Regions from separate parts of the Homo sapiens genome. Here region 1 is linked to region 2. A link is an interaction called in ENCODE POLR2A ChIA-PET data of the cell type or tissue named here. Cell type or tissue: Caco-2. All regions are shown on one strand. Each heading gives the region's core, and the rest is flanking DNA. Links, peaks and the distances in the headings are about the cores only.

The links. Peaks named below come from ENCODE experiments on the same cell type or tissue, not always from the same donor. Only the 100,000 strongest peaks of a DNase experiment are listed, where the experiment ranks them.
Region 1: POLR2A ChIA-PET joins it to region 2 with 10 read pairs; 6 of 35 experiments call an interaction of 5 or more read pairs at or near these places.

What each region holds. Positions count from the first base shown.
Region 1 is chr20:33,574,858-33,582,857 of GRCh38, forward strand. All of the region lies in intron 1 of CBFA2T2 (CBFA2/RUNX1 partner transcriptional co-repressor 2), which reads left to right. Among named protein-coding and RNA genes, the nearest start is that of C20orf144, 83 kb to the right of the region's middle. RefSeq lists enhancers at 6,390-6,889, 7,127-7,711, 7,712-8,000. In Caco-2, for the core only: no CTCF peak of the experiment used is centred there; no DNase peak of the experiment used is centred there.
Region 2 is chr20:33,640,176-33,651,165 of GRCh38, forward strand. CBFA2T2 (CBFA2/RUNX1 partner transcriptional co-repressor 2) reads left to right here. Exons shown (of 11, transcript NM_001032999.3): 10 at 166-356; 11 at 4,172-9,855. The coding sequence ends at 4,471. Among named protein-coding and RNA genes, the nearest start is that of C20orf144, 17 kb to the right of the region's middle. In Caco-2, for the core only: no CTCF peak of the experiment used is centred there; DNase peaks (open chromatin) are centred at 336, 4,316, 4,806 and 7,886.

The DNA of each region.
Region 1 (8,000 bases), core at 1-8,000, 65 kb before region 2:
AATGATTGGTCTTAAAACAGATTTAAAATGAAAAGATTAAACTGATCAATGTTTTTTATGCTTTTAAAAAATGTGGCTGATAAAGCGTTTTTGTGCTTTTAAAGGGAGCCTGGATGAATAGGCTTTGGTACTGTATGTATTGTATTAAACATTTGGAGTGGCAAAATAATTTCTAAAATATTTCTAGCAACTTCATTTTCATTTTATCTGCAGGATGAAAAAGTAAATTTGGGGATTGTTGATTAAATTAGCAAACCATATGGTTGTTTGCGCAGACTGACTGCTATGCGAGGTAGCTGTGTTATTTTTCTTTCAGGATATGCTGTTGTATCTGATGCCAGTGTTCTGAAACACTTATTTTCTAGTCAACAGTAGGTGAAGCAATTATTTCTAGTCATTATGGTTTTTCTTGATGCCTTAATTAATGTCACAATTTGTGAATGCTTTACCCTGCTGTTTAAAATTAGTTTAATATTTTAAAAGATTAAATCTTCACATTTATGTAATGCTTCCCAACCTCTTTTCACATCATAGCATACATAGAAAGTATTAAGTTCTGATTGGCTGTCCCAGGCTGAGGAAATCATTATCTCAGTAAACTGATAATCATTCTTCATAACTCTCTGGCGTTGGTCCCTGGCACACAGCTTGGGAAGTTCTGTCTTAATAGAAAAGATATAGAAACCTTTCTGTACTGTATTGCAGTTAGTTAAGAGGAATTAGGAAAGAGTTATAGAGTCTTTCTTAATAGGGTTTTTTTTTTCCTTTTTCGCTAGAAGCCTAAATCTCACCAAATTATCGGGTGTTATACTAGGAACTATGGTTATAAGAGTGAAGAGCTCAAGGAACTCACAGACAGACAGGCACAGAAACAAATCACCTGTGGCACAATATGACAAATGACATCACAGAGGTGTTTATTTTTATTTTTATTTTTTGAGACAGAGTCTCAGTCTGTCGCCCAGGCTGGAGTGCAGTGGCGCGATCTCAGCTCACTGCAAGCTCCACCTCCCGGGTTCACACCACTCTCCTGCCTCAGCCTCCCGAGTAGCTGGGACTACAGGCGCCAGCCACCACGCCTGGCTAATTTTTTTTTTTTTAATGTATTTTTAGTAGAGACGGGGTTTCACCATGTTAGCCAGGATGGCCTCGATCTCCTGATCTCGTGATCCGCCCACCTTGGCCTCCCAAAGTGTTGGGATTACAGGCGTGAGCCACCGCGCCTGGCCTAAGAGGTGTTTATAAGAAGCTGTAAGAGTCCAAATGTGGGAGGTTTTATTTCTGTCAAGGTGCACTTGAGTCTACCAGGGAGGACTTGGAGTTAGACCTTAAAGTAGGAGTTTCTAAAGTGCCAGAGACAGGGAAAGCAGGGCATTGCAGGTGGAGAGCACAACCTGTTTTATAGGCTTTCTGCCTCCTTAATATCTAGCAGAGGTCTCATCTTAATATAAAAGTAGATACTGGAACTTAGGAGTTTGCTCTGATGGCAGACATGGATACTTGCCCTGCCAGAGTGCCCATCTACCTTCCATTTATGTTGTTTGGATTCAGTCTCCACTATACTATAGCCTTATATTTGCATGGTGCTTTTAATTTTCAAAGCTTTTTATCCAAATAACAGCCCCTCAGGGATAGGAAATAAAAGCCAGCTGGTAGTGTTTTTATTTTTATAGAGGAGAAAACTGAGACATCACCATCATATCAGCATTTCATTTCCCAGATAAGAAGGTCTTTTTTTCATCTCTTGATTGCAAAGGGTGCTGCCCAACAGGAATAACCTCTCCCAATTTTCTGGGCACAGCCCAGAGTGCTGACTGAGGCAGCCACCAGGAGGGCGCCAGCAAGGCAGACAGCATGGCTGCTGATCACAGAGCTAACAGCTCGACATCTGCAGGCTGCAGCTGTACATTTTTGCTACAGCACATCCGTATTTCTGCTCACACTTGTGAAGAATCACAGAGTTTGGAAGAATATGAGTTAAACCGTTCCAAGTGTATAAGTGTGCTCCATCTCTGGGAGTTTTATTCTGTACTGGGTGGAGTGGTCTATGAGATCTTATAGCTGCTACTTTTCTCTGTTTATTTATTGCCATATTTAGTCCATCTTCCCTGTCCTAATTTTAGTTCAATGCCAAAAAAAGATGGAGCACTCCATAATAGATGAATTGAGAGGGTGCTGATTGTGTCACTGAAATGTTTGCCAAAGAAATTGTTTTTCTAGCTGATTTTGTTCTGCCTCCATCTTTCAGTCTATTTGGAAAACACAGTAGAGTACCTGGTTATCTTTCAGAGTGTCATTGTTAAATAATCATTTCAGTAAGCAGTGATGGCTGTTGATCATTTTAGACTTGTGCCTATACTAAGTATTTATCCATTTTTCTAATATACCTGGATTTTTAAAAATATTGATGGATAAAAACTTTCTGGATTGTTGATTTTGAGGAGGTATACCAAGAAGAGAAGGGTGATCTTGGTGTGGAGCCAACATCTTTGAAATCTTGGCTTATTTGTTCTTACTCCTTAAGGCACCCCATTGCCACTCCTTAAGCCCATGTATTTGACAGTGGGGCTTTTTGTCAGAAGCCTCTCTGATTGTCATTTGGGGACTTAAATGGGCTCCTACATAACAGCTTCTATGCTTCAATTTTCTAACTTGTCCAGGGTGTGCTTCAGCTGTAGACTGTGTATTTACGTTCATATATTTGTGAAGAAAGACAGGAACTATATAGTAGAATGTGAAGTCTCTCTGAACTGTAATCAATGTGTTTTATTAAATTCTTGGTCACAATGTGCAAACTTCATTGAGTCCTACAATAATTAATTCTTTTTGCATTATTTATTTTGCTATAGTATGGTCTCTGGAGCTCAGCAGAGCTGCCATTTCTTAGCCATATGACTTGGGACATAATTTTTGACTTCTCTGAGCCTTAGCTTCTGGTTAAATAAAGTGGTATTGGAGATGGTACCTTCTACTGTCTTAGTGTCATTTAAATAAGAAAATATTTTAGCACCATTCTTTGCGTGTAATAAATATTTTGTTATTTCTAAATGAATATATGAAGATGGAGAGTAATGGTAGCTATTACTATTATAGTTATTTCCTGACTTGTATTTATCCTTCCCAGCAAGAAAGTCTTGTCCTACTCAAATCTTGGGTAAATATGAAACTTGCTTCATTATCAGTGTGGATTGAGAAGGTGTGTACGGTGTTCCTGGGCATCTGAAGAAAGGCTTTTAAATCAGCTTTCCTTTGTGGTCAGTTGGTCACAAATAACATCAAAATATCAATTGTTAATATTCATATTTATTTTTTCCTTTACAGCTGACTACTTTAGTATTGGTACACCTAATTAAAATTTTTCCACCTCTAAAATTTTTTCTAGGGCAATTTATATATGATTGAATTAATTTACATTGAGTATTAGTTTCCTTGGTTTTTAAAAATAGATCCCCCCAAAATGGTAAGGAGTTGAGAAGTTAAGGCTGTGAGCAAATAGAGAATTTGGGCCTAAAGTTTAATGTGGAAATGAGAAGATGATTTCAATTGATTTGTAGAAAGAACCATAATGAAGGGAATTTTCTTAAGTAAACTTATGTTTGTACCCATTTGCTACTATTTTTCTCTTAGAGCTTTTAGCACTTTCTCCCTGTCATAAGGTTGTAGAGTTGCCATACTCTGAGGTGTCCCACAAGGCTAGCACAACAGCCCTCTGCTTGTGGTGCATACAGCTATCATCCAAAGGGGCCAACCACATGACATGGCAGTGTATTTCCAGATGTCATTCTCTCTGTTTGGATGACTTGGGAGCTTAAGAAGGGTATTTTCTCTTGAATAGGAGAAAAATTGTTACTTTGGCATAAGGCCCACTCTGGCACCATTCCCACATCTGTTATTGATTAGAAGTGAATGCTGGTCAGTCAGGATGCAAGAGTGCTGGTCCGATTATCAAGCTCAGCCTTCAGGATGAAATACTGCAGGAAATCTGAAGGATGGCATAAACTGGCTCTACACAGTCTTTAAAAAGACCCTTTCATAAGCTATTGTACAAAGACCTGGTGTAAAGAAATAGCCTGAGTGATGTCTACATGTTAAGAAGATGCCGTAACATGTACATGTAGGATCTATTCTTAGAGGGGAGCAGTGGAATGGGTGGTGGAATCCTTATGCAATGATTTTTAAAATATATAATAAACATGCACAGATACTAAGTGTTCAACCCAATGAGTGCCTTTTTGGTTTTTTTGGGGGTTTTTTTTTGTTTTTTTTTTTTTTTAAGGAAAGCGTCTCCTTCTGTCGCCCAGGCTGGAGTGCTGTGATTACAGACATAAACCACCATGCCTGGTCTATTCATGTTTTTAATTTTTAAATTTTTATTCAATTTTTTTTAAAATTTAGCGATGGGGTCTCACTGTATTGCCCAGGCTGGTCTCAAACTTCTGGGCTCAAGCAGTCCTCCAGTCTCAGCCTCCCAAAGCATTGGGAATACATACGTAAGCCACTGCACCCAGCCTGTTCATTTTCTTAATGGTGTCTTTTGATGGGCAGAAAACTTTAATTTTCGTGAAGTCTAACTTAGCAGTCTTAAAAATTTTATGGTTTGTGCTTTTTTGCTTACCACCAGGTCATAAGGATATTCTCCTATTCTTTTTGTAGAAATTTTATGGTCCGGGGTATTATTTTACAACCCATCACGAATCTTTTTTTTTTTTTTTTTGTATGGAGTGAGAGAGGATTGAGGTTAATTTGTATCTATTTGGACATCGAGTTCCAGCAATATTTGCTAAATAGACTTTTCTTTCCCCATTGAGTTGAGTTGACACCTTTATTGAAACTCACTTTGTGTTTGGTGGTTCGTCCTCCAACCCTGTCCTTCTTTTTTGAGATTGCTTTAGCTCTTTGGTGTCCTGAACATATTATACAGACATCTTGGTACATCTTGGTGTCTCTCTCTCTCTCTCTCTTTTTTTTTTTTTTGAGACGGAGTTTCTCTCTTGTTGCCCAGGCTGGAGTGCAATGGCACGGTCTCGGCTCACCGCAACCTCTGCCTCCCATGTTCAAGCAATTCTCCTGCCTCAGCTTCCTGCATAGCTGGGATTAGAGGCATGCACCACCATGTCTGACTAATTTTGTATTTTTTTTAGTAGAGACGGGGTTTCTCCATGTTGGTCAGGCTGGTCTCGAACTCCTGACCTTAGGTGATCCATCCGCCTCGGCCTCCCAAAGTGCTAGGATTATGGGTGTGAGCCACTGCGCCTGGCCTCTTTTTTCTTTTTTTAATCTAATGCAGAGATATTCTTGAATTTTAAAAACTTTTACAAAATTGGGAATATACATTTTAGGCGTGTAAATTTTTAAATTTTAAGTCCTAACTGTATTTTAACGTTGGTAGCCTATTATTATCAAAACATAGTCATTCTGTGTAACGCAGTAAGAAATATCTAATAGTTGGTTTTACTTAATAAACTTTACTAAATAAAGCCAGTATGTACTATGTACTATGTTCTGGCCACTGGACTTGGCACTTGGAATATGGTGGTGATCAAGATGAACGTGGCCCCAACTCTCCAGAGGCTTACAACCTAAGAGGCCGAAATTGGCCTCTTCTGAAACAAAAATAGACAAATGATGCATTTCAGGCCTTGTGATGTGAACAGAAATTTTTTTATATTCTTCATTACGCAGCAGCTGATAGCAGCATCACAATTTGATAGGGGCCAGGCACGGTGGTTCATGCCTATAATTCAGCACTTTGGGAGGCCCAGGTGGGCAGATCACTTGGGTCCAGCAATTCGAGACCAGCCTGTGCAGTGTGGCAATACCCTGTCTCTACAAAATACACAAAAAATTAGCCAGGCGTGGTGGTATGTGCCTGTAGTCCCAGGCTACCTAGGAGGCCAAGGTGGGAGAATCACCCTGAGCCCAAGAGGTTGAGACTGCAGTGAGCAGAGATCACACCACTGTATTCCAGCCTGGGTAATGGAATGAGCCCCTGTCTTTTATTTATTTATTTATTTTTAAAAAGGCAGACTCCATTTGGGTAGGATGTATGTGCAGTATACAGATAACATTGCTGTTTGTTTTTGAATGAAAATGTTTCCTGAAGCCATAGCATGAGTATTGGAATGAGTATATATGTCTGCCCTCCCTTCCCCTCCCTTGCCCTCCCCTCCCCGTCCTGTCCATCCATCCCGTCCCTCCTTCTTTCCTTCTTTCTTTCCTGTCTTGAGACAGAGTTTCACTCTGTCACCCAGGCTGGAGTGCAGTGGCGTGATCTCGGTGCACTGAAACCTCCACCTCCCATGTTCAAGTGATTCTCCTGCCTCAGCCTCCTGCTGGGATTACAGGCACACGCCACCACACCTGGCTAATTTTTGTATTTTTAGTAGAGATGGGGTTTCACCATGTTGATCAGGTGGGTCTCAAACTCATGATCTTGTGATCCACCTGCCTTGGCCTCCCAAAGTGCTGGAATGACAGGCATGAGCCACCAGGCCCAGCCATGTCTGTCATTTTCTTTGTTAACCTAATTTCTAAAGATTACTCATCTTTTAAACTTCTTTGAAACAAGTTGTTTCATACCTGTGATTTGTACTGTAACTCAAGGTTTTTTGTTTTTTGTTCTTTGTGTGTGTGTGTGTGTGTGTCTGTGTGTTTGTCGTCTTTGTTGTTGTTTTGTTTTGTTTGAATCCTGGGGAACCAGAGGTGTTAGCCTATGTTTTAAAACTCACATTTGGCAATGGTATCAACAGCTGTCACACTGAATAATTGTCATGTCATTATAAGGGTTTCTGTTGCTCACTAATCTGTAGGTATAAATCTGGATTTTAACCACATGTGATTGGTAAAAATTAGTTCTTGTGAGAGATTCTATGCTGTGTAGGCCATCTGTTCCCTATTCTCAAACCCAGAATGAAAAGTTAGCCTTAGAATTTGCAAATCAGTGAACTAAGAGGTATGTTATAATAGGAAGATGGGCTGACTGAAGTCTCTGGAGCTAAGCTGGGACCTGTATGTGGGCACTGCTGGCAGAAACATAAGTGTGTGTGGATAAACTCTTCATTAGTGGAAAGGAATCTTAGTTTTCGGCTGATTTTCAGTGGTGGGCATGACCCCAAACAGAATCTGAGATGATGTAATAATCATCTGTGATTTGATTGTACTTATAAGATTCAGCTAAATCTTCCCTTTTTTGTCCCAGTCTACTTGAGATGTACCTTCCTTGAACCCTTATTGCCCAGCTACATCATGAACTCCTTGAAGGTTGGAATATCAGCTTCAAGTTTGTGTCCCAAACACTTAGTACAGTGCTTGGGTCATGTTAGCCTTTTGATGATGTTGATCAAATGAATCAGCAGCCGGGCGCGGTGGCTCACGCCTGTAATCTCAGCACTTTGGGAGGCTGAGGTGGGTGGATCGTCTGAGGTCAGGCGAGACCAGCCTGGCCAACATGGTGAGACCCCATCTCTACTAAAAATACAAAATTAGCTGGGTGTGGTGGCACATTCCTGTAATCCCAGCTACTTGGGAGGCTGAGGCAGGATAATCACTTGAACCTGGGAGGCAGAGGTTGCAGTGAGCCGAGACCACGCCATTGCACTCCAGCCTGGGCAACAAGAGCGAAACTCTATCTCAAAAAAAATGAATCAGCAAGGTAACTTCTTGCATTAGGAATGACAGCACAGGCCGGGCGCGGTGGCGTACACCTGTAATCCCAGCACTTTGGGAGGCTGAGGCAGGAAGATCACTTGAGGCCAGGAGTTCAAGACCAGCTTGGCCAGCATGGCAAAACCCCATCTCTACTATGCCGGGTGCGGTGACTCACACCTGTAATCCCAGCATTTTGGGAAGCCAAGGCAGGCGGATCACTTGAGGTCAGGAATTCGAGACTAGCCTGGCCAACATGGCAAAACCCCATCTCTACTAAAAATACAAACATTAGCCAGGTGTGGTAGCACGTGCCTGTAATCCCAGCTACTCAGGAGCCTGAGGCAGGAGAATCA
Region 2 (10,990 bases), core at 1-8,000:
CCAGCACCTGCATGGATGGACACATGAGTGTGAAGATCATGTGTTCCTCCCTGTGGAGTTTTAGAAAAGATCACTTTGTGTCAGCTCTCTCCTTACTTAGAATTGCCGTGGGATGGGAGGGAAAAGATTTCTCGGCCAGTTGATTTTACTGTCACTTTCTTCTAGAAGAAGCTGTGAATAAGGTGAAAATTCAGGCCATGTCAGAAGTACAGAAGGCCGTCGCTGAGGCAGAGCAGAAAGCCTTTGAAGTGATTGCAACAGAGAGAGCACGAATGGAGCAAACCATAGCGGATGTCAAGCGGCAGGCCGCAGAGGATGCTTTCCTCGTCATCAATGAGCAAGAGGAGTCCACGGAGGTCAGAGCTCTGCGCCCTGGGGGCTGGGGTGAGCAGCTGGAGTGACCACGCCCGCTGCCTTCCTCTCATACGCTGGGCAGGAAGACACAGGCAGTCCACTCTTGAGCTCAATGAGGATAATTTTTATCCAGTGCCAGGAGAGTTTTGGTTCTCATGCTAAGACTCTTTTACATGCCAAGATAGTGAATTATTACATTGTATTTTTACATACATACATATATATATAGAGAGAGAGAGAGAGGCTCAGTGTATTGGTGTAAATTTTGAGAATTCACCCTAAAGACAGAGTTTGTGTGATTGCACGATGATGATGATGACCAGCATTGACGGAGTGGGCTTACTGTGTGCCAGACACCCAGCAAAGTTGTATATTTTCTTTTTGAGTCTCACAATGGCCCTAATTTGCAGATGAGGAGACTGTGGCTCAGGGAATGCAACTAATATACCCCTTTGGTGCTGAAGTCAGGATACAGGAGTAAGAAAGTGCAGGGTCCTATAGCACCTAGGCTTTTTTTTTTTGAGACGGAGTCTCTCTCTGTCCCCCAGGCTGGAGTGCAGTGGTGCAATCTTGGCTCACTGCAAGCTCCACCTCCTGGGTTCACGCCATTCTCCTGCCTCAGCCTCCCGAGCAGCTGGGACTACAGGTGCCTGCCACCACACCCGGCTAATTTTTTGTATTTTTAGTAGAGACGGGGTTTCACCGTGTTAGCCAGGATGGTCTCGATCTCCTGACCAGCACCTAGGCTTTTTACAAATAGGATAGCTGGTTTGTGGACTGAAGTAACAGGTTGGGTGTATCTGCCTGATTGTCCAGGACCCAGGATCCAGGGCCCAGGACTTGGTGATGGTTCTATACAGGACGCTTGAGTACTACAGTGAGGAGAAAAATCAACAAACTGAAAAAGAATCTGTGACAACATGAGAACAGCCCTTTTGAATTTAATGCAGTTTTTCTGTAAATTTCATTTTAGTCATTTTTCAGCTTTAAAACAAGAAACCAGTTTCTTTCTGTAAGTAGGTAGATCTCATCTACTGGATGGGAGACCGGCTGTCTTTGGGACATTCTCTTGAAGTTCAGCACTCACTCTGTCACCGAGGCTGGAGTGCAATGGTGCGGTCTCGGCTCACCGCAACCTCTACCTCCGGGTTCAAGCGATTCTCCCACCTCAGCCTCCCAAGTAGCTTGGAGTACAGGTGCACACCACCGTGCCTGGCTAATTTTCATATTTTTAATAGAGATGGGCTTTCGCCATGTTGGCCAGGCTAATCTTGAACTCCTAGCCTCAAGTGATCCACCCAACCTTGGCCTCCCAAAGTGCTGGGATTACAGATGGGCTTTTTTTTTTTTTTTAACAAACAATAGAAATGTTATTTTCTTGTAATTTAAATGGTCCATTTCAGTATTGTACTGTCACACATGGCAATGTGCAGATGAAAATGCCTAAATACCACGTGGCTATCACAGAGGATGTGGTGAAATTCCTTATTACAGCTCTTCAATACAGATACTATGGATTGTGAGAAAATAGTTTCTTTAATCCCCCTCCCTTTTCGTTCTCTCCTCCTCCTTTGTCTTTTTTTTTTTTGTGTGTGTGTGTGTGTGTGTGTGTGTGTGTGTGTGTGTGTGTGTGTGGATAACAGGGTCTCACTATATTGCCCAGGCAGGTCTTGAACTCCTGGGCTCAAGCTATATATACTCTTGCTTCTGCCTCCCTAAGAGCTGGGATTACAGGCATGAGCCACCACGCCCAGCTTCTCCTCCTCCTTTTTCTTTAGAATTGTTTTTGAGGCTGGGCACAGTGGCCAATGCTTGTAATCTCAGCACTTTGGGAGGCCAAGGTAGTGTGAACACTTGAGCTCAGGAGTTCAAGACCAGCCTTGGCTAGATGGTGAGACCCCATTTCTGCCAAAAAAAAAATTTAAAAATTAGCCAGGCATGGTGTCATGCACCTGTAGTCCAGGTACTTTGGAGGCTGGGGCAGGAGGATCGCTTGAGCCCAGGAGGTGCAAGCCTGACCATGATCGTAACACTGCATTCCAGCCTGGGTGGGAGAGCAAGACCCCATCTCTTTAAAAAAAAAAAGAAAAAAGAAAAAAGGTGATGACGATGGCAAGATGAGGGGGAAAGAAAAGAGAATTGTTTTTGAGAGTGAGATATCTGTTTCTCTTCTCTATGTTTAACTGTGTATGTATAGCCATCCATATCAGTATCTGTATTTGTCCTTATTTATCTACTTTTATCTCTGTTTATCTTTAACTATGTCTATCTCCAAAGAAAGAGTATAGCTTTTGGCTTAGAGCATAGATCCTGGATCTGGACTGCGTAGGTTTAAATCCCAGCTCTCCATTTTGAGCATTGTGCTTTTAAGGAATTGTAATTTTAAATAAGCCACAAAGTAGCCTCCAGGTGAGGTGCACACCTGGACCTATCCCTGCAAAATCACTTTCAAAAGCAGGGAAGGGATAGAGGGCCTGTCCTTTGGATGAGTTTGCATTGGACCAAAACGGCTGATTCTCGTCCATCAAGAATGTTCAGCTAGAATATCCTTGTTGAAATTTGGCAGGTATTCCTGGAGTTTCTTGTTCATCTTGTGAAAGGTGGTCTGGTGTGGGGGAGGAAGGAGGCCAGGACTGGAGGTTAGGAGCCCTGACTTCTAGCCGAGTTCCCTCTCATACTGGCAGTATACCCTTAAAGGAGTCAGTCTCCATCTCTGTTCAATGAGTATAGCAGCTCCTATCCTATTGGTCTGATAGTTATTAGGGAACAGGCACAGTGGCCCATGCCTGTAATTCCAGCTCTTTAGGAGGTCAAGGTGGGAGGGTCCTTTGAGGCCAGGAGGTCAAGACCAGCCTGGGCAATATAAGGAGACTCTGTCTCTACAAGAAATTAAAGAATCAGCCAGGCATGGTGGCACATGCCTGTAGTCCCAGCTACTCAGGAGGCTAAGGTGGGAGTGTGGGAGGATCCCTGGAGCCTAGGAGGTCAAGTCCAGCTTGGGCAACATAGCAAGACCCTGTCTCCAAAAGAAAAAACAAAACAGCAGCAGCAGCCTTCGTTGAGTCAGATTATCAGTAAAAACAATGAAGATTATTCTCTAATGAGGGAAGCAATATCAGCTGGGCGCTTATAATCCTGACACTTTGGGAGGCTGAGACAGGCAGATCACTTGAGCCCAGGAGTTCAAGCGTAGCCTGGCCAACATGGCAAAACCTCATCTCTACTATATATATATATATATATATATATATATATATATATATATATATATATATATATATATATATAGTATATAATGTGTGTGTGTGTGTGTGTGTGTGTGTGTGTGTGTATATAATGTATAATTACAAAAATTAGCCAGGCATGGTGGCACATGCAGAAAGGAGTAGGATAAATGTTCGTCTTAACACATGTGGTCTTAGGATAGATGGCTCTTGGGGGAGACCCTGGCACAGAGTTTGGTTTGGTTTCTGACTATTAAAATGAGCCAAAAGATGAGTCCATGCCTTAGGCAGGAGAGATGGCCACCTGCCCTAGGCTGGTGCTGTGTAAGGTATTTTCACACACACATCTCATTTCACTGTTCCTGTCATCTTGCAGGGAAGTAGTTTTCTTGTTTTACAGATGAAGGAAACTCAGAAAGGCAGTGTGTATTTCTCATAGTTAAACAGCAGTAGAGGGCGGAGTTGACCACAGGTGTATGTAGTTCCAAAGCTGGGGTTCTCTACATACAGCCCCTTGCTTTACTGTGCAGGGAATGAATGGCAAGCCTGCCCCTCAATCCCAGCAACCACTAACTGATGCCTGTGTCTTGCAGAACTGCTGGAACTGTGGCCGCAAAGCCAGCGAGACATGCAGTGGCTGCAATATCGCGCGATACTGTGGCTCTTTCTGCCAGCACAAGGACTGGGAGCGGCACCACCGCCTCTGTGGTCAGAACCTGCATGGCCAGAGCCCCCACGGCCAGGGCCGGCCGCTGCTTCCTGTAGGCAGGGGCTCCTCTGCCAGGTCCGCCGACTGCAGCGTGCCCAGCCCAGCCCTCGACAAGACCTCGGCAACCACATCGCGTTCCTCAACACCTGCTTCTGTGACAGCTATCGACACCAACGGACTCTGAGCCCCGGACTCTGCTTACCCTGATGGCTGCTCAGCACCACAGAGTGCTTGGGCTGAGGGACTGACTGTTGGAACCCGTGCATGTAGCTGCCGGGTCATCAGCAAGAAATGAATTGGAGGCAGGAAGAGTCCAAGCCTGAATAATAACACCCCACAGCCTCTCTGTGCACTTGCTGTCTGCGGAGCCAGTGTGCCATTCTCTGCACATGGGCAGCCAGCCTGAGCTGCCTCCTCCATGGCTTTCCTGGTTTGTTCCTCTCTCCACTGAAGCTGACTTAGCCGGCCCCTTTTCAGTGTAGACCACCAGCTCCCCTCCCCATCTCCTTGAGTCAGCAGACTGTCCAATGTGCTCAGCCAGGCTGGAGGCGGCAGGCGGCAGGCAGCAGGCTGTGGAGGAGGCCCCTCGGTCAGGGAGCGGCCTGCCTCACCCCTGAATAGCTCCTTCGGCCCCATCTCCATCCTCAGCAGATGACACTGATTGGCCTCACGGGGACTTGGGTAAGCAACAGGCGGCATTCAGGACTCTTCTCAACCCTGCTGTTCAGACTTGATAAGATCTCAGAGTCCACAGGAAAGAAGTCACTGTTGCAATAAAAGCACCCGTAGTAGCAAAAACATAAAACAAATAAAACTTCCCCCACATCACAGATGATTTTGGACAAGATTTTCCAACCTTGCTGGCTACTTTAGTTTGGGACCTGTTTTTTTTCTCATTTGATTTTGCTTGTGCAGAAAATAGTTTCCAGCACATGGATTGATCTGAGAGAGAATGAGGCTCAGTTGTGGATAGTCTGTTTTCTCTGAGCATGTTGGCCAACTAGTATCGTCAAATTATTGAGTGGATCATCTCTTGGAAATGCAGAACTTCTGCCACCACTTGGCTATTTGCACAGTCATCTTGTTCTGTGTCCTTTTATCTCTCAGACCACACACATCTGGAACGCTGTGGGCATCTTCTGCCCATGGGCTCCATTTGGCACCTGCTGAGCCACAGTTGTCCTGCTGGATGTGCTGTGCAGGTTGGTAGGACTTGCCCCCACTGTCAAGGCCTGGTCTCATCTGAAAAGCCCTCCTGGACCTCAAAGAATTCTTCAGACCTCATAGTTACAGGTCATTATATCTACTATGTTGATTTATCATCAGGCACACAACTTCTGTTTCCTTCTCTTGTGTTATCTGATAGCGTCCCTCCTTGAGCTCATCAGAAAGGTTTTATGAAATGTGAACCATTTTGGGAAAAGCTGATCAATTTTTCTTCCTAGCTTCCCATTTTCAAATGGGACATCACTCATATCCCTTTCAGAATGTTAGGAACTGCCTCCCACATTCTTCCCTGTCTTTTTGGGTTTTGTTTTTTGTTGTTGTGGTGGTTTTTTAACACAAAGTCTCACTCTGTTGCCCAGGCTGGAGTGCAGTGGCATGATCTTGGCTCACTGCAACCTCTGCCTTCCAGGTTCAAGCAATTCTCCTGCCTCAGCCTCCCGAGTAGCTGAGATTACAGGCGCCCACCACCACGCCCAGCTAATTTTTGTATTTTTAGTAGAGACAGGGTTTCACCATGTTGGCCAGGCTGATCTCGAACTCCTGACCTCAGGTGACCTGCCTTGGCCTCCCAAAGTGCAGGGATTACAAGCGTGAGCCACCATGCCCGGCCTGTCTTTTTGGTTTTGATGGGAGTCTGAGGACCCCGACCCCTCCTGCTCTCCATCTTTGAGCCTCTGGCATCCTCTCACACCCAGAAATCAGTTGGAGTAAGTTTAATTGGCCCTGCTCCAGCTGGCCTTTGAAGCACAAGTTTAAATCTCCACCTTCTGTGCACTGACCAGAGTCTAAAATAAAAGTTGTCAGTACCATAAAGGAAAAGGGATCCACACAGGTAGCCTTCTCCTTGGATACAGGTACATCTTACTGTAAGAATTTCAAGTCCTGGCTGGGCGCAGTGGCTCACTCCTGTAATCCCAGCACTTTGAGAGACCGAGGCAGGCAGATCACTTGAGGTCAGGAATTCAAGACCAACCTGGCCAACATGGTGAAACCCTGTCTCTAATAAAAAAAAAATAGAAAAATCAGCCGGGTGTGGTGGCACACACCTGTAATCCTAGCTACTCAGGAGGCTGAGGCAAGAGAATCTCTTGAACCTGTGAGCCAGAGGTTGCAGTGAGCCGAGATTCCACCACTGCACTCCAGCCTGGGCAACAGAGCAAAACTCTGTCTCAAAAAAAAAAAAAAAAAGGCAAAATTAAAGAATTTCAAGTCCCTAATTTACTCTAACCAAGCATTTTCAGTCTTACAAAGAAATCTAGTGCACGACACCTTTAAAATGCCTAGATTTCCATTGCCTAAAGTAAGGTGTGACCAGTGAAACAACAGCAGAGAATCATGTTCCTTTGCTGTGGAACACATAAGCCCCACAGTTTTCCAGTCAGCCTAATACATGGGTATCCCCCGACCCCATCTGCCTCCTTAAGCCACAGTCCTTGGTGGGGAACTCTAAGGGGGACGGAGTCAGTACCCCGGACAGGGCCACATTTGCATGAGACATGGCTGTCTCACAGGTCACAGAGCCATTACAACAGCTTACTAGTTTTTCATGGATTTGTTGGATTAACACCTTAAGCAGGTTTTTTATTGTTATTTTGTTTGTTTGTTTGTTTTGAGACGGGAGTTTCTCTCTTGTCTCCCAGGCTGGAGTGCAATCGCGCAATCTCGGCTCACGGTAACCTCTGCCTCCCAGGTTCAAGCGAGTCTCCTGCCTCAGCCTTCTGAGTAGCTGGGATTACAGGCATGCGCCACCACGCCCAACTAATTTTGTATTTTTAGTAGAGACGGGGTTTCTCCTTGTTGGTCAGGCTGGTCTCAAACCCCGGACCTCAGGTGATCCCCCCACCTTGGCCTCCCAAAGTGCCAGGATTACAGGCATGAGCCACTGTGTCCGGTCTTGAGCAGGTTTTTAAAATCTCCAGTGGCCATAAAACTAGCCAGGGTAGCTCATGCTTTTACTGGTTGGAATAAGGAGCCAAAACCAACAAAATAATATTTATTAGGGCTCGATGCCCATTTCTGTGGCTAAGGCTTAGGTTTGGTGTGCAGAGCCTGGCCTGCTCTTGTGGGCTGTGGTTGCTGTGACAGTTTCGTTTTCTGAATCTTTGTAATGCTCTTCCACCCTGCTCGTGCTGCCCAGAGGCTGATCTGCAAACCTGGGCAGTATTCCACACTGAAGCTCAGTTTGCAAACCTTCTGCTGTGTTAATTCTGGTCAGTTTCACACAGAAGTCACGAGGGCCTCTGCCCAGGACCTTCTATTCACATTTCAAGAATCCCTTTCTGAAATTCTCCAACTCTCTGGTCAGGAGGAGGAGCACCATTGGGGCGGGGTAGGCAGCTAGAGGCGCAGGAGCGAATCCAGGTTCCTTGCGTGGTTCCCAGCCTCTGCTGACAGCACCTCAGCTACCAGGTGGGGAGTGGAAATTCAGCCTGCTTAGAGGACTGACCTCTACAGTTCATATTTGCAGTGACATAAAAGGCAAAGAGGAGCTGGCATGGTGGTACAGAAGGTATCAGTCAAGCGCAGGCTCTTCAGAAACCTAGAAACTAAAAAGAGATGCAACATGTGACTGGCCATCAGCCAGACATGTCTAGGGTGAGACCAGTGCTCAGCACCACCCGCCAAGGAACACTGATGAGTTGTGGGACATTATGGTCGGCCAAGTGAGGAATGATTGCAGGGACCAGAGAAGACCAAAGATGCCAGATGTCCCCAGAGTTTCTTGAGGGCTGGGTTTCACGTCTTTGCTTGTCCTTTTTGTCCCCACTTGCCTGCACCGTGCCTGACTCATCCAGTGGGGAAGGTGACTCAAGAAGTTGTTTAAGCCTAGGCCTAGGCAGTCCACTTCGGGAGGTGGGGGCACTCCACACTGGGGGGCCCTGCAGCTCCAGGGCTGGTGCTCTAGCAGATCCGCTCAGGCACGGTTGGGTGACCGTGGGGTCACCGATTGCGTAGATTATTTCTAGGGCAGTGCTGGGTTAGAAATGTCTGTCTGGAAACAGGACACATCTTGCCACCACAAGTCCACACCTGGCCTTGGCTGCTGCCCGCTCTCTGCAGCGTGGATTTCCTTTGCCCATTTGGGCCAGAAGGTCACCAGGAGTTCATCACTGCTTAGTGTCAACTTGACATCTTCAGCTTCCAGACAGAAAACCCATGCTTTACTTTGTACAGCCCTGTCCCAGAGTTAGTAAGCCTCGGCTTGTCACCTGCTTGCAAAGGGTATAGACATCATTCTGGGTAGTTCTAGAGGATATCGCAACAAGTGCGTTTGAAGGTTCAGCACAGCTGGAATTGTACGGTAGTGAGCTCTTCAAAATGAAAACAGAATGACCGGATGGCCATCTGTCCTGGAAACTGTAGAATTGAATAAATCACTGAAAATAGAACACTTCTTGGAGGCTTTCTTCAGAACTGAACTAGAAACAAGGTTTCCAGGCTCCCAGGTCAGTAGACCAAACCAACTTCCTTAGATTTTTTTTTTTAAGCTGTTTGCAGAAAACTGGGTGGTAGCGTGTCTGAACCAAACGGAAGAATAGCCAGCGGAGCATGGACTGTTCCAGCACGGGCCAGATGGCCAGCTGTCGAGAGCAGCCCTGCCCAGATTGCGGTGGGGGCTGTGCCAGCGGCTCCGCAGGGCCCTTCCAACTCTGGAGTGTCTGTAGTTCTTGTGAAACCAAAACGTTGACTACCTGCCTCTTTCCTCGGGCATCGACGTGCTCATTTCCAAAGATGATGGTGCAGGTGACCTTTTCCATCGTGAGCTAAGAGAAGGTTAGGAGGCCTGAGGGGCGGGCCTTGTGTCCCCTCCTCCCCCTCCACAGCCCCTGAGGTGGAGCTTCCCTCACAGACCCCATCTGGTCGAGCCTACGGCTGCCCAGTGTACACTCAGTGATGCTTATACCAAATAGGGCATGTGCGCTGGTGTCTGTTGGGGACAGCCCCATCCCTACCTTGGAGTCGGCAGAGAAGCAGCAATAAGCATTAGGCGAATGATTGAAAGGGCTGCTGCGCCAAGAGGCCTTCAGTCCCCTTAACGTGGCTTTCCAACTTCCTGACGAGGCTACAAAGGCTCCGCTCACAAAAGAAAGCCAATAATGTAAATAAATAGAAAACGAAGCCTCCACGCGTGGTTTTTAAAGGGGGATGATGAATGTGACACCACCCACAGAATGCATTAGAATCTGGTTTTTCTGTGCTTTGTCATTTTACTCTGATAGGAATTTTTGTTACCTAACTCTGTGCATAACTTATTTAATGTACTGTATAAATGAACCAAAACTGTTAAATATGTATTTAGTTTGTTCTACTTAAAGTAGTCAATAAAAAGGCTATATTCCTTTTCTGCCTCAAGCTGGAATGGGACCGGGAGGAAAGGTGGTCCCTACACTAGGAGGTGTCCCCTCACCCTAATTCCCAAATCCTTGAGGAAGAGGGAGAGAGGGGCCTCAACTGGTTCTAGTCGTGGCCTGAAGAGCATCCAAGGGCATGAAGCAGGGGGTGTCTGCACCCCATGTGCCTGGAACTGGCCTCTCTGGAAAGCCAGCTGCACCAACTGGTCAGTGCCCTGTGGGGACCAGGCCCAACCAGGCTGGCTGCTGGAGCCCACCAGTGGGCCTGCGGTCAAGGGCCAACAACAGCTTCCAGACACTCCCCGTTATTTCTTTTAAGTGGTGTTTCGTTTTGTTTTGTGGGGAGGGGGCAGGGTCTCTGTTGCCCAGGCTGGAATGCAGTGGCACGATCACAGCTCAGTGCAGCCTCCACCTCCCAGACTCAGGCAATCCTCCCACCTCAGCCTCCTAAGTAACTGGAACTACAGGCATGGGCTACCACGCCTGGCTGATTTTTTGTATTTTCTATAGAGACAGGGTTTCACCATGTTGCCCAGGCTGGCCTCAAACTCCCGGGCTCAAGCGATCTGCCTGCCTCGCCCCCGCCAAAGTCCTGGGACTACAAGCATGAGCCACTGCACCCGGCCAAATTATCTTGTAATAAGGAAAAATGAACCACAGAGAATCTGACCATCTGTCCTGCCTGAACAGGGTGGTGGACTTGTGGATATATTTTCTAGTAACATGTATTTTCTTGTAAAATTTTAACACAAATGTTAACAAACATACCTGGACTTGTCAAATATTCACTTATGTCCTTATGACACTGATGTTAAATCACAGGTAATTTTACTGTTGCCTTCCAATTTAATTTATTTGCTAAATGGTTGCATCATTTAATTGAGGCCATAATTTTTTTTAACCCTTCACCTTCTGTTGGGCAATTGGATCGCTTTCGCGTTTTCCAGTGTGGCATACATCTTCTATGCATACTCTTTCTTCGCATTATTTATTTCCCTAGGATAATTTTCCAAAGTGGGGGTTTTTGATACTGAACATTTCTTGGATCCTTGAAATCTGTACAAACTACTCTCCCTAAAAGCCCAACAGCTTGTGTTGCCTCCAGCAGCCCCTGGGTGGTACTT